2 separate regions of the Homo sapiens genome follow, and region 2 is linked to region 1. Evidence: chromatin contacts called from ENCODE Hi-C or POLR2A ChIA-PET data. All regions are on one chromosome and are shown on one strand. Each heading gives the region's core, a stretch centred on a gene start or an enhancer-like site at or near the end of the contact. The rest is flanking DNA. Distances are from core to core; before and after follow the strand shown. Region 1 holds the start of FAF1 (Fas associated factor 1). Region 2 holds the start of ECHDC2 (enoyl-CoA hydratase domain containing 2).

Evidence for each region. Hi-C counts contacts between places; a loop is a spot of excess contacts on that map. ChIA-PET counts read pairs that join two places held with the same protein, here RNA polymerase II (POLR2A). Pooled maps may share reads with other maps.
Region 2: a pooled map shows a loop between it and region 1 (11-fold over the local background). The contact joins the promoter of ECHDC2 here to the promoter of FAF1 in region 1. A Hi-C loop is called at or near these places in 1 of 168 maps with a recorded cell type or tissue (ovary) and 7 of 50 pooled maps. POLR2A ChIA-PET finds 5 or more read pairs at or near these places in 1 of 52 experiments (activated CD8-positive, alpha-beta T cell).

What each region holds. Positions count from the first base shown.
Region 1 is chr1:50,956,808-50,962,506 of GRCh38, forward strand. FAF1 (Fas associated factor 1) reads right to left here and starts at 3,460. Exons shown (of 19, transcript NM_007051.3): 1 at 2,960-3,460. The coding sequence starts at 3,004. It also overlaps a transcript of CDKN2C not described here. RefSeq lists an enhancer at 2,747-2,796 and silencers at 3,107-3,156, 3,267-3,426.
Region 2 is chr1:52,919,707-52,925,600 of GRCh38, forward strand. It overlaps ECHDC2 (enoyl-CoA hydratase domain containing 2), which reads right to left and starts at 2,034. Exons shown (of 10, transcript NM_001198961.2): 1 at 1,847-2,034. The coding sequence starts at 1,967. It also overlaps the pseudogene LOC112268226 and the pseudogene LOC100652967. RefSeq lists an enhancer at 1,737-2,419 and silencers at 1,754-1,932, 1,781-2,010.

The DNA.
Region 1 (5,699 bases), core at 2,210-4,709:
CATGGTGGTACATGCCTGTAATCCCAGCTACTCAGTAGGCTGAGGCAGGAGAATCACTTGAACCCGAGAGGCGGAGGTTGCAGTGAGGCGAGATCATGCCATTGCACTCCAGCCTGGGCAACAAGAGTGAAACTCCATCTCAGAAAAAATAAATAAGTAAATAAATAAATTACCTGGTTTTCTTATAACTGAATAAATGCTTACTTTTAAGTCAATCCTATAAAAATTGAGATAATATAAAAAACAGGAAGAATCATCACTTTTTACTAAGACGATCATTTGTAAGAGAACTCCAGGTTCCTAAACACACAAATGGCTAATGTGTTTAAGGTGTGTAGTTTTCCAAATAATTTTTTCTTCTATCAATAACATTCTTTTACCTATTTGACAATATAAAATTAACATTATTAGGCAAACAATTGTTCACTGCAGATGCCATTCTATTTTTCCCATTTTTAAACAATTGTGTATAGCATTACCATTGGTCTGAAGAGAAAAACTTATTCCCATCTTATTAATGGGATCGAAATTTTCATTTTCTTTTTTTTTTTTTTTTTTTTTTGAGACAGAGTCTCGCTCTGTCGCCCAGGCTAGAGTACAGTGGCGCAATCTCAGCTCGCTGCAAGCTCCGCCTCCCAGGTTCACGCCATTCTCCTGCCTCAGCCTCCCGAGTAGCTGGGACTACAGGCGCCCGCCACCTCGACCGGCTAATTTTTTGTATTTTTTTAGTAGAGACCGGGTTTCGCCATGTTCACCAGGATGGTCTTGATCTCCTGACCTCGTGATCCGCCCCCTCAGCCTCCCAAAGTACTGGGATTACAGGCCTGAGCCACCATGCCCGGCCGAAATTTTCATTTTCATTTCCAAACCAAAATCCCTGGAAAATCTTGCTTTGCCTGAGTACAAGAAGCCTAAATTTCCTGTCCTTTAGCCAATATAAGGTTAACAGTTAAGCATAATAATTGTCACACACAAAAAATAGAAAGCAGATGCAAGTTATTAGAGATAAAAAGGTAAAATTAAAACAAAGTTATAATTACTTTATAAAGTTTTTAATGAGGGAAATCAGAAGACAATTTTGTAACACGGTAAAACTACACCTTGAAATATAGAGTCCTTTTTCAAACAGTGCATTCCACATTAGATAAAAAATGGAACTGGAGAACAAAAACAAAACAAAAAGACGATGATGAAAAACTTAGGCAGGGCTGGGTGTTGGAGCTTACACCTGTATTCCCAACACTTTCGGAGCCTGAGGTGGGTAGATCACTTGAGCCCAGGAGTTCAAGACCAGCCTGGGCAACATGGCAAGGCCCATCTCTAAAAAATTTAATTAATTAATTAATTGAAAAATTTTTTAAAATGTAGGCAGGCAAAAAGCCTCAGGCCAATCCTAAACCTACAAAACATCAAAATCTTATGGTCAACTTTTATTATAAGGACACTCCTTTATTAGTTTGGAGGTTATGGTTTAATCAAACTGTAGATATATGCATATTCCTAATACCTGTATATCAGATTTCACTGGGTAACCAAAACAGCAAACTCTGAAAATGGTTATCTGAACGTTAATTTGTAAAAATAAGGGCCGGGAGCAGTGTGGCTCACGCCTGTAATCCCAGCACTTTGGGAGGCCGAGGAGGGTGGATCACGAGGTCAGGAGATCAAGACCATCCTGACTAACACGGCGAAACCCTGTCTCTACTAAAAATACAAAAATATTAGCCAGGCGTGGTGGCCGGCGCCTGTAGTCCCAGCTACTCGGGAGGCTGAGGCAGGAGAATGGCGTGAACCTGGGAGGCGGAGCTTGCAATGAGCCGAGATCGCGCCACTGCACTCCAGCCTGGGCGACAGAGCGAGACTCCGTCTCAAAAAAAAAAAAAAATTAATTAATTTTAAAAAAAATAAGGAACTTAATAGAACAGAGAGAGAGAAAAGCCCAACAAAATTTCAGCAAGGAAAAATACTGCCTACTAAGCTAGTGTTAGAACCTGTGCAATGTGAGTATTAAAAAAGAGGGAAAAGTCTGCCTATACTTGACAGTAGCTTCTAAGTTGATGCCAAAATGGCCAAAAATATCTCACTAAAATAATTCCTTCACCAAACATCAAAAGGCAAAGGTAGCACTCACAGGATATTAGTTCTAGCTCCAAGTCTTTCACAATGCATACAGTTCTACTTTCAAAGGGCCTTCCTAAGATACTTACATGTCAGTGGCACTACGACTGGGTTTATTAAGAGAACAGCCTTTACTTATCCTTTAAAGTATTCCTGGAGAAAGGACACCAACCAAGCAATTCAAGTCTGTAGGGGAGGGGAATCCGCAAATATGAATAGGTAATTTATTAAGCTTGTGAATTCATTGCAGAGATACTCTGGAATATATAGTCTTATCTGTCTCCTTGTTATCTTCTTACCCTCCAAAGATTCCAATTAGGCAAAGTCTCAAATGTTTACTCCTCTTTGAAAAGGACCTCAGTACCCCATTGTCATTGCCCTCGCCATCTCATCATTCTGCTTTTTTACTCTTCCCTTAATACAATATAAATACACCACGCCCATAACACCACACGCTCCACGCTCACACTCCATACATCTCTCCCCACAGAACCACCCAAAACATCCCATACTTAATGGTCCAACACCAATTAAAACAAAAACTCTACACGTCCCCCCATATAATACAGGAAACACTACACATTCCACACACATTGTAACCCAAGTCATTAATACCTCCAATCCCATTCAACCCGTACTTAACACATTCTACACACTCATGATAGCATATAAATTATACGCTTCTCCATAGCTCGCCACACACACACACACACGCCACGCACCGTATAAAAGCCTAAATGACACACCACTGCAGCGTTCAAACGCTGGGAAGAAGACTCCCTTGTGGCACCGGAAACCCACGAGGTTGGAAGTGGGAGGGGAAGAGGGCCAGATACTTCACCTGAAAATCCGCCAGGATCATCTCCCGGTCCATGTTGGACGCCATGGCGGCCGCCGAGTTCCGCGGCTCCGGGAGCGAAGCGCGCACCTGGGAGGCAGACGGCACCTCCTGCGACCGTCGCCGCCACCGCCGCCGCCGCCGCCGGGCGCCGAGGGGCTGGCGGGCGAGCCGGCGGGCGGGTCGGCGGGCCAGCGGGCGGGGCAGCGCGGGAAGCGCTAGGCGCTCATGCACTCGGTAACCTTCAGGCGCCCCGGCCGCCCGCCTGCAACCTGCGGAGCCCGCGTCGCAGCAGCCCGGACAGGAAGATTGGTCTGGATGTGGGTCCGGTCTTACAGTCGCGGGCCAGGATGAGGGCAGGTTGCGACAGCGCGCACCCGGATACCTTCAGCGGCGTTAAGCCCGGCGGGGGCGGGGAAACCGAGCGAGCGAGCGGGCGGGCGAACGCCGCGGCCGCCTCCGCCTCCTCCGCTTCCTCCCTGGCCGCCGCCTCCGCCCCTGGTTGGCCAGCGCCACGGCTGTCGCACATTTTGCCTGTCATCGAGGTCGCAAAGCGCCGCTTTGCGGCTCCACGTGACCACCCTCCTGTCAAGCGCTGAGCGCGCGACTACCCGGCCAGGATCTCTGCGCTGGCGGCAGAGACTGCAACCTGCAGCTGCGGAAGCTTCAAGTCTCGCAACAGGTTATTCCAGTTTGGATTTAAGCAAAGGCCTCAGGATAGCGCCTCCCCCTAGCTGAGGCGGGGACCAGATTGTGCACCTCACGTGGTTAGTCACACAAATACACACCACCCTCACAAACCAACTAAACACACTGTTACAACTCGTCTAACAAACAGCATTTCAGAAATATATGTTTTTCTCTACAATGTTTCAGCAAAATACAGCTTCATATAGTCTCTCACGCTCAACCTGTCAAAACCGAATCCACACTGTCACACCCAGTCCCAAGCTCCCTGACGTCTGCATCCTCAGACTCCGTAACACAGAAGTAACCAGACTGCCATGGTAGACATGGGAGAGACGAGGAAGCTGAGAAAGGTAAAAATCTCGTTCCAGAGAAGAGGAGGAGCATTTTTTTTAATTGATAAGGTAGTTATGAGAAATAACAACCTCGAGTTAATAGGGTTGCTCCAAAGGGGGAAAAAAGGGAAAACCTTTCTACTGCTGCAGTTATATTTGTTTTTTTAAGCTGAGACATCTTACAAATGGGATAAAACTTGAATCCAGCTTTGAATATAGTCAGTCTATTTTTATTTATTTATTTATTTATTTATTTATTTATTATTTTGAGACGGAGTCTCGCACTGTGGCCCGGGCTGGAGTGCAGTGGCGCGATCTCGGCTCGCTGCGACCTCCGCTTTCTGGGTTCAAGCGATTCTCCTGCCTCAGCCTCCATAGTAGCTGGGATTACAGGCTCCCGCCACCAAGCCCGGCTAAGTTTTTTTTGTATTTTTAGTAGAGACGGGGTTTCACTATGTTGGGCAAGCTGATCTCGAACTCCTGTCCTCGTGATCCGCCCTCCTCGGCCTCCCAAAGTGTTGGGATTACAGGCGTGAGCCACTGCACCCGGCCTATTCATTTTCATAAGAAATTATTTTGGAATATTCACCAAATATTGAAAGTTTCAACCCATGGTCAGAAATTGACAACCTCTGTAACTAAAACAGCCAAAGACTATGTACAATGAAGTGTGACAGTTTGTAATTGTCGTCCAGGTTAGAGAAAGTGTGACAGTGGAAGTTGTTCATCCTTGACTTGGGAAAATATCAGCTTCTGGATTGTCATGGGGCATTTACTTGCTTTGGAAAGTATGTAAAAGCTTGAAAATGTGAAGTAAGATTGCTGATTTTATCCTGTAGAGCTAAAATAACTAGTGAAATCATCATGTAGCATGAAGGCCTAGGCTTCCCTTAAGAACTTTTTAAACTTGTATCATTTATTTACTTTTTTAGAGACAGGGCCTCACTATGTTGCCCAGGCTGGCTTCCAACTCCTGTGCTCAAGCCATCCTCCCACCTCAGCCTCCTGAGAGTGGGGATTACAGGTGTGAGCCATACCACCACACCCAGCAAGGCCTAGGCTCCATAAACTGGGAATATATTCATGAGAAATCAGAAATATGACCTAATTGTTCAGTTTCACTGAATATAAAGAAGTGCACTGTATTATGATCTGAGTTTATTCTGTGTGTTTCCTTAAATGAAAATAGGCTGGCCTACAGTTCTTAAGTACTAATCTGTGTTTAGACCAGAATTAGCTAGATAATAGAACCCTCCACAGTCACATGAATCAAAATGTCTTGCTTAATTTTCAGCCGTAAGAAAATAATTCCATGGCCAGGGCAGTGGCTTATGCCTATAATCCCAACACTTTGGGAGGCCGAGGCAGGCAGATCACTTGAGGTCAGGAGTTCAAGACCAGCCTGGCCAACATAGTGAAATCCCATCTCTGCTAAAAATAATACAAAAATTAGCTGGGCATGGTGGCATATGCCTGTAGTCCCAGCTACTAGGGAGGCTGAGGGAGGAGAATCACCTGAACCTGGGAGGTGGAGGTTGCAGTGTGAACCAAGATCACACTACTGCACCCCAGCCTGGGTGACAGAGTAAAACTGTTTCAAAATAAATAAATAAATATTTTTTTAAAAAGAAAGTAATTCCAAAAGTCAGCACAAATGTGAATCATGAGGCAAAACACAGCACCAATAATATAAATGTGGCAATTCAGTTGCCCCATTCATA
Region 2 (5,894 bases), core at 784-3,283, 2.0 Mb after region 1:
CTGCAGCTTCTAATATGAACATCAAATGACCCCAACTCATTCCCTGTGAGGGCTCCGTGTGTGATCTCATCCCCATGCCTCCTCTGCACTGTCATCTTGGTTTCTGTCTCTCCTTCTCTCACTGCCTTTTCCTGCCCTTTGAGCCCTCTGGCAGGGGCAGAGGCTTAATCTGCTGATCCTTGTCATTCTTTTTTGGATAAAATGATTCCCGATATTTGCAAGTGAGCCTAAAGGTCTTTAACCCATGATAATTTTGTGTTTACACATGTACAAGTCTGTATTTTGAGTCACTGAATTACTAGAAGAGCCAGTGATTACCTAATGGTTGAGAACACAGGCTTTGAAATCAGACCTGGTTCAAATAACTTAACCTTCTGTGCCTCAGTTTTTTAATCTGTAAAGTGGGGAGAATAATCTTGACTGTCTTAAGAGCTGTTGCCAGTTGGGTAGTGAACTAAGCATGAGATTGGGGGTATAAGGTTCAGCAATATTAACTGTTCAAGGAAATTCTCACCAAGTGGTGCAGTGGGACTCTAGGTGGCCTGTCCGTGTCCACTGAAGGTGGTAGATGCACACTTGGGAACAGTGGGCAACAGCAGGGAGCAAGGAACTGGATTTTATGGCAAAGCCCCGCTTCAAACTTGTTGTCAAGCCGGTAAAAAGGAAGCAATACTGCTGGGGAAGGGGCGGCAGGCGCCATGTCCGGCCACGAAGGTGGCAAGAAGCCACTGAAACAGCCCAAGAATGCAGGCCAAGGAGATGGACGAGGAAGATAAGGCTTTCAAGCAGAAACAAAAAGAGGAGCAGAAGAAACTCGAGGAGCTAAAATGGAAGGCCACGGGGAAGGGGCCCTTGGCCACAAGTGGAATTAAGAAATCTGGCAAAAAGTAAGCTGTTCCCTGTGCCTAAGGAGATGGTGACCCTTTATTTCATCAGTATTTAAACCTCTCTATTCCCTGCCATAACATCTTTTGCCACCTATGGCTGGAATTAAGTGTTGTCTTGGAGCTGTTGTACATTTAAGAATAAACTTTTGTTAAAAAAAAAAAAGAAGCAATACAACGAAATGTACAGTACAATGCCATCTGTGTATCAAATGCAGGAGACAGGGGATGAGATGCGGGGAGGAGACCCAAGGCAGGAGAAGCGCCTAGCCCTGATGGTTACCAGCAGAGGACTGAGGAGCGTTATCAGCACCACTGAATGCTCCAGAAGTTCAAACAACAACAACAACAAAAACGCAACACGCGATCAGAGGCGTTTTCTGCCAGTGACCCGCGAACTTTGCCCCCCACCCCTCGTCCCCGCTCCATACTATCCTTGATCTTGGCCAAAAGGCGGAGAAACAGCGAACTTTTCCCTGGAGCCAGAAGGACGCAAAGGTTCGCTAGCGGCCCAGGGCGGGCGCGCGGCTGGAGAGGCACCCTCCTCACTCTGCCCGCTGCCGCACTGGGCACTGGGACTGGCTCCGCTGCCTCCGCCCCCGAACCGGGCCAGGACCCTTGGCGGGGGAGGGGAACGCGCACTTAAACGCTCCTGGCCTGGGGGCCGCGGGGCCCAGTCCTACCCGTGCGGACCCCGCTCCCCCTTCCACACAGTCGGAAGACCCCAAAGGGCCTTTGAAGAGACCGAGGTTGCCAGAGGCCCCCCGCCCCCAGCTAGAGTCTGGAGCCACTAAGGCGGCCGCCCACCTCTCAGGCCTGGAGCGGTTTGGGGCGCCTAGAACTGGGAGGGAGGGACTGGGGATCGAATCCTTCAACGCACTGAGCGGCCCACCTGCCGGTCCCCCGCTGCCTCCGGCCTAGTCCCAGTCGCGTCATGCGCCGCCCCGGAACTGCACATTTACCTTGGTCCGGACCCGCCAGGGCGCGCACTTGGATCTCTGAGCCCCCGGCCGCCCCGTCGGAAGCGCAGCCGCGGGCCCGAAGGGGCCTCCAGGGGCGCAGGAGGCACAGAACGCGCAGCATCGGGGCGCAGGCTGGGAGTGAAGGTGCTTCTCCGGCCCTGCACCGTCTCGGCTCCCGCTGAGAGCTCGCAGTTCCGGCGTCGGGCGAAGCCTTCGCCAATTGCTCCACCTATGGGCCAAGCGTCTGTTGCCTCCTTCCGCACCTCCCGGGGACAGGGAGACTTGAGCGGAGGAGGTCGGGGGAAGCCCAGCTCCTCTGTGTGATTTGGTGTAACTCTGTCAACCTCCCAGCGTCAGTGTTTTAATCCTGTAAAATGGGGATAATAGTGACTACCCCGTGGTGGTGTGAAGATTAAATGGGGTGTGTGAACCTTGCTTGCACATATGCTCAATTTCATTTTTTAAATGAAATGACATTTAATGAGTCCCTTGAGCGTGTCTACACTTGCGAACCTCACTGCTTCACCTCCCATTTGCGCCTCACTTTTTTTTTTTTTTTTTTTTTTTGAGACGGAGTCTCGCTGTGTCGCCCAGGTTGGAGTGCTGTGCCTTGATCTTGGCTCACTGTAACCTCCGCCTCCGGGTTCAAGCGATTCTCCTGCCTCAACCTCCCAAGTAGCTGGGATTACAGGGACGCGCCACCACGCCCAACTAATTTTTTTTGTATTTTTAGTAGAGGCAGGGTTTCACCATGACGAAACCCTGTCTCTGTTAAACATTCAAAAAAATTAGCTGGGCGTGGTGGCGGGCGCCTGTAATCCCAGCTACTTGGGAGGCTGAGGCAGGAGAATCACTTGAACTCGGAAGGCACAGGTTCAGTGAGCTGAGATCGCGCCACTGCACTCCAGGCTGGGCAATGAGCGAAACTGCGTCCCAAAAAAAAAAATTATTCTCTTAAACACAGTATATACAAAGCACTCTCACATTGCTGATGTGAATGTCTTTAAATGAAAAGCAACTGGTAATTTATATCAAAATTATAAATGCACAAGCTCATTGCCCCAGAAATTCCAATTTTAGAAATTTAACCTACAGATAAATCCACACAGCTGTGAAATGACACGTGTTCATGGCTGTACATTGCAGCATTGTTTATAATAGCAAAAGACTGGAAGCACATGGTGCTGTCATGTGCTTCTGGTGAGGCCTCAGGAAGCTTACAATCATGGCTGAAGGTGACAGGGATCCAGCATGTCACATGGCGAGAATAGGAACAAGAAAATTAGGTGGGGAGGTCCCAGTTTATCGCCAAGGGGATGGTGCTAAACCATTCACAAGGGATCTGTCCCCATGATCCAGTCACCTCCCAACAGGGCCCACCTCCAACATTGGGAATCATATTTCAACGTGAGATTTGGAGGGATCCAACACCCAAACTATATCACAGTCTCAATATCCATCAATAGAGGGTTGGTTAAATAAATTATGGGGCTGTGTGTGGTGGCTCACCCTATTATTCCAACACTTTGGAAGGCCAAGGCAGGTAGGTCCCTGGAAGCCAGGAGTTTGAAACCAGCCTGGGAAATATAGCAAGCCCCTATCTCTACTTAAAAAAAAAAAAAAGGTACATCAATAATCTGAATACTATGCAGCTATAACAAAACACAGGAAACTGTTTATGCATTGATATGAAACAATCTTCAAAATCTATTGGTATATGAAACAAGTCAAAATGCAGAATAGTGTGTAAAGAAAGCTAAAATTTGGCCGGGTCTGGTGGCTCATGCTCATGAACCTAGCACTTTGGGAGGCCGAGACAGGAGGATTGCTTGAGGCCAGGAGTTCAAGACCAACCTAGCCAACATAGCAAAACCCCACCTCTATTGAAAGAAATAATAAAGAAAACAAAAATTTGTGTTAACAAGGGGGATAAGAGTATGCATGTGTATATTTGATTGTATTTACATAAAACATCTTTGGAAGGATAGGGAAGAAGAACCGAGAGGCTGGGAATAAGGGTAAGAGAGACAAGTTTTACGGTTTGACCTGTTATACGTTTTTGGACACAGGATGTTGTTGTTGCCCAGATTGGAGTGCAGTGGCAGTATCTTGGCTCACTGCAGCTTCTGCCTCCCGGGCTCAGGTGATCCTTCCACCTCACCCTCCTGAGTAGCTGGGACCACAGGTACATGCCACAACATTGGCTAATTTTTGTATTTCTTGTAGAGACGGGGTTTTGCCATGTTGCCAAGGTTGGTCTCGAACTCCTGAGCTCAGGCGATTTGTCCACCTTGGCCTTCCAAAGTGCTGGGATTACAGGTGTGAACCACCATGCCTGGCCCCTTTTATACTTTTTGAATCTTGATTTTTGTTTTAAGTATAACTTACTCAAAATAAATAATGAAAATGAAAACAAAGCACAATAACAAAAATTAAAAACATGCCTTAGCAAAAATAAAACTAATATATACACAAAATCAAAACATACAAACTAGCCAGGCCCGGTGGCTCATGCCTGTAATCCCAGCACTTTAGGAGGCTGAGGTGGGTGGGTCACCTGAGGTCAGGAGTTCAAGACCAGCCTGGCCAACATGGTGAAACCCTGTCTCTACTAAAAATACAAAAATTAGCCAGGCGTGGTTGTGGGCAGCTGTAATCCCAGCTACTCAGGAGGCTGAGGTGCAAGAATCGCTTGAACCCAGGAGGTGGAGGTTGTAGTGAGCTGAGATCACACCACTGCACTCCAACCTGGGCAACAGAGTGAGATTCTGTCTTAAAAAAAAAAAAGAAGCAAAAACAAAACATACAAACTATAATTGGGTATAAGATTAAAAGAAAAACCTTCCCTCCTCCATATTCCATGCATTTATTGTATTCTATTTTATTGAGACAGGGTCTCACTCTGTTGCCCACATTGGAGTACAGTGGTGCAGTCAGTTCACTACAACCTCAGACTCCTGGGCTCAGGGGATCCTCCCGTCTCAGCCTTCCGAGTAGCTGGGACTACAGGAGTGGGCCACCACACTTGGCTCATTGTTAAATTTTTTGTAGAGACAGAGGTCTCCCTATGTTGCCAGGCTGGTCTCAAACACCTGGCCTCAAGTGATCCTCCCACCTCAGCCTCCCAAAGTGCTGGGATTACAGGTGTGAGCCCCCATGCCTGGCATCCACCCATTTAAAAAGATTTTTCTTGTTTTTTCTTCTTTTTTTTTAGAGATAGGGAGCTATGTTGCCCAGGTTGGTCTTGAATTCTTGGGCTCAATCAATCCTCCCATTTTGGCCTCCCAAAGTGCTGGGATTACAGGCATGAGCCACTGTGCCTCGCTGCTTTTTGTCTTTTTGTATTAACAGAAAAGGTCTCACTATGCTGTCCAGGCTGGAGTGCAGTGGCTATTCACAGGCATAATCGTAGCTCACTGCAGCCTTGAACTCCTGGACTCAAGCAGCCTTTCTGCCTCAGCTCCTCAAGTAGATGGGATTACAGTCTCGTACCACCACACCCAGCTTAAAATGATATTTATTGTATTTTATCTGGCATTTCTGGGTGTTTTTTTTTGGTATACTTATTCATGCCACAAAGTAAGTGGTACTTATATAAGTGTACAGTGATTTTCCAGGTTCCTTTCTAACATAGCTTGCTTAAATTCACAGGTCGACTAATGTTTCATTTCATGTGCATGCTAAGTGAAGCTGGTTAGTGATGACCATAAGCAGGTGGAGAAGCTTTCAATATTTTACTTATTTTATCAGTACTCCTGATTTTATAAATGATGAGGCTCATTAACCCCATTCCTACTCAAATCTCCTGATAAACTTGGTTATAATAGGGCTTCATGGGGATCCAAACATTTTTAATAATGTTTTGAAGCATCTTGGTGTGGGACAAACAGCTCAGGCTACCCCAGAGCCCCACATCCAATGACTTAGAAAAGTCTGTGTTTTATAGTGGGAAAAGTTTGGATTATTTAGTCCTTCACATTGGAAAGGGAAGTGTTTTTTCTCAGTCTTTTCGGTATTAACAAATACCTTTTATATTACTATCTATCCC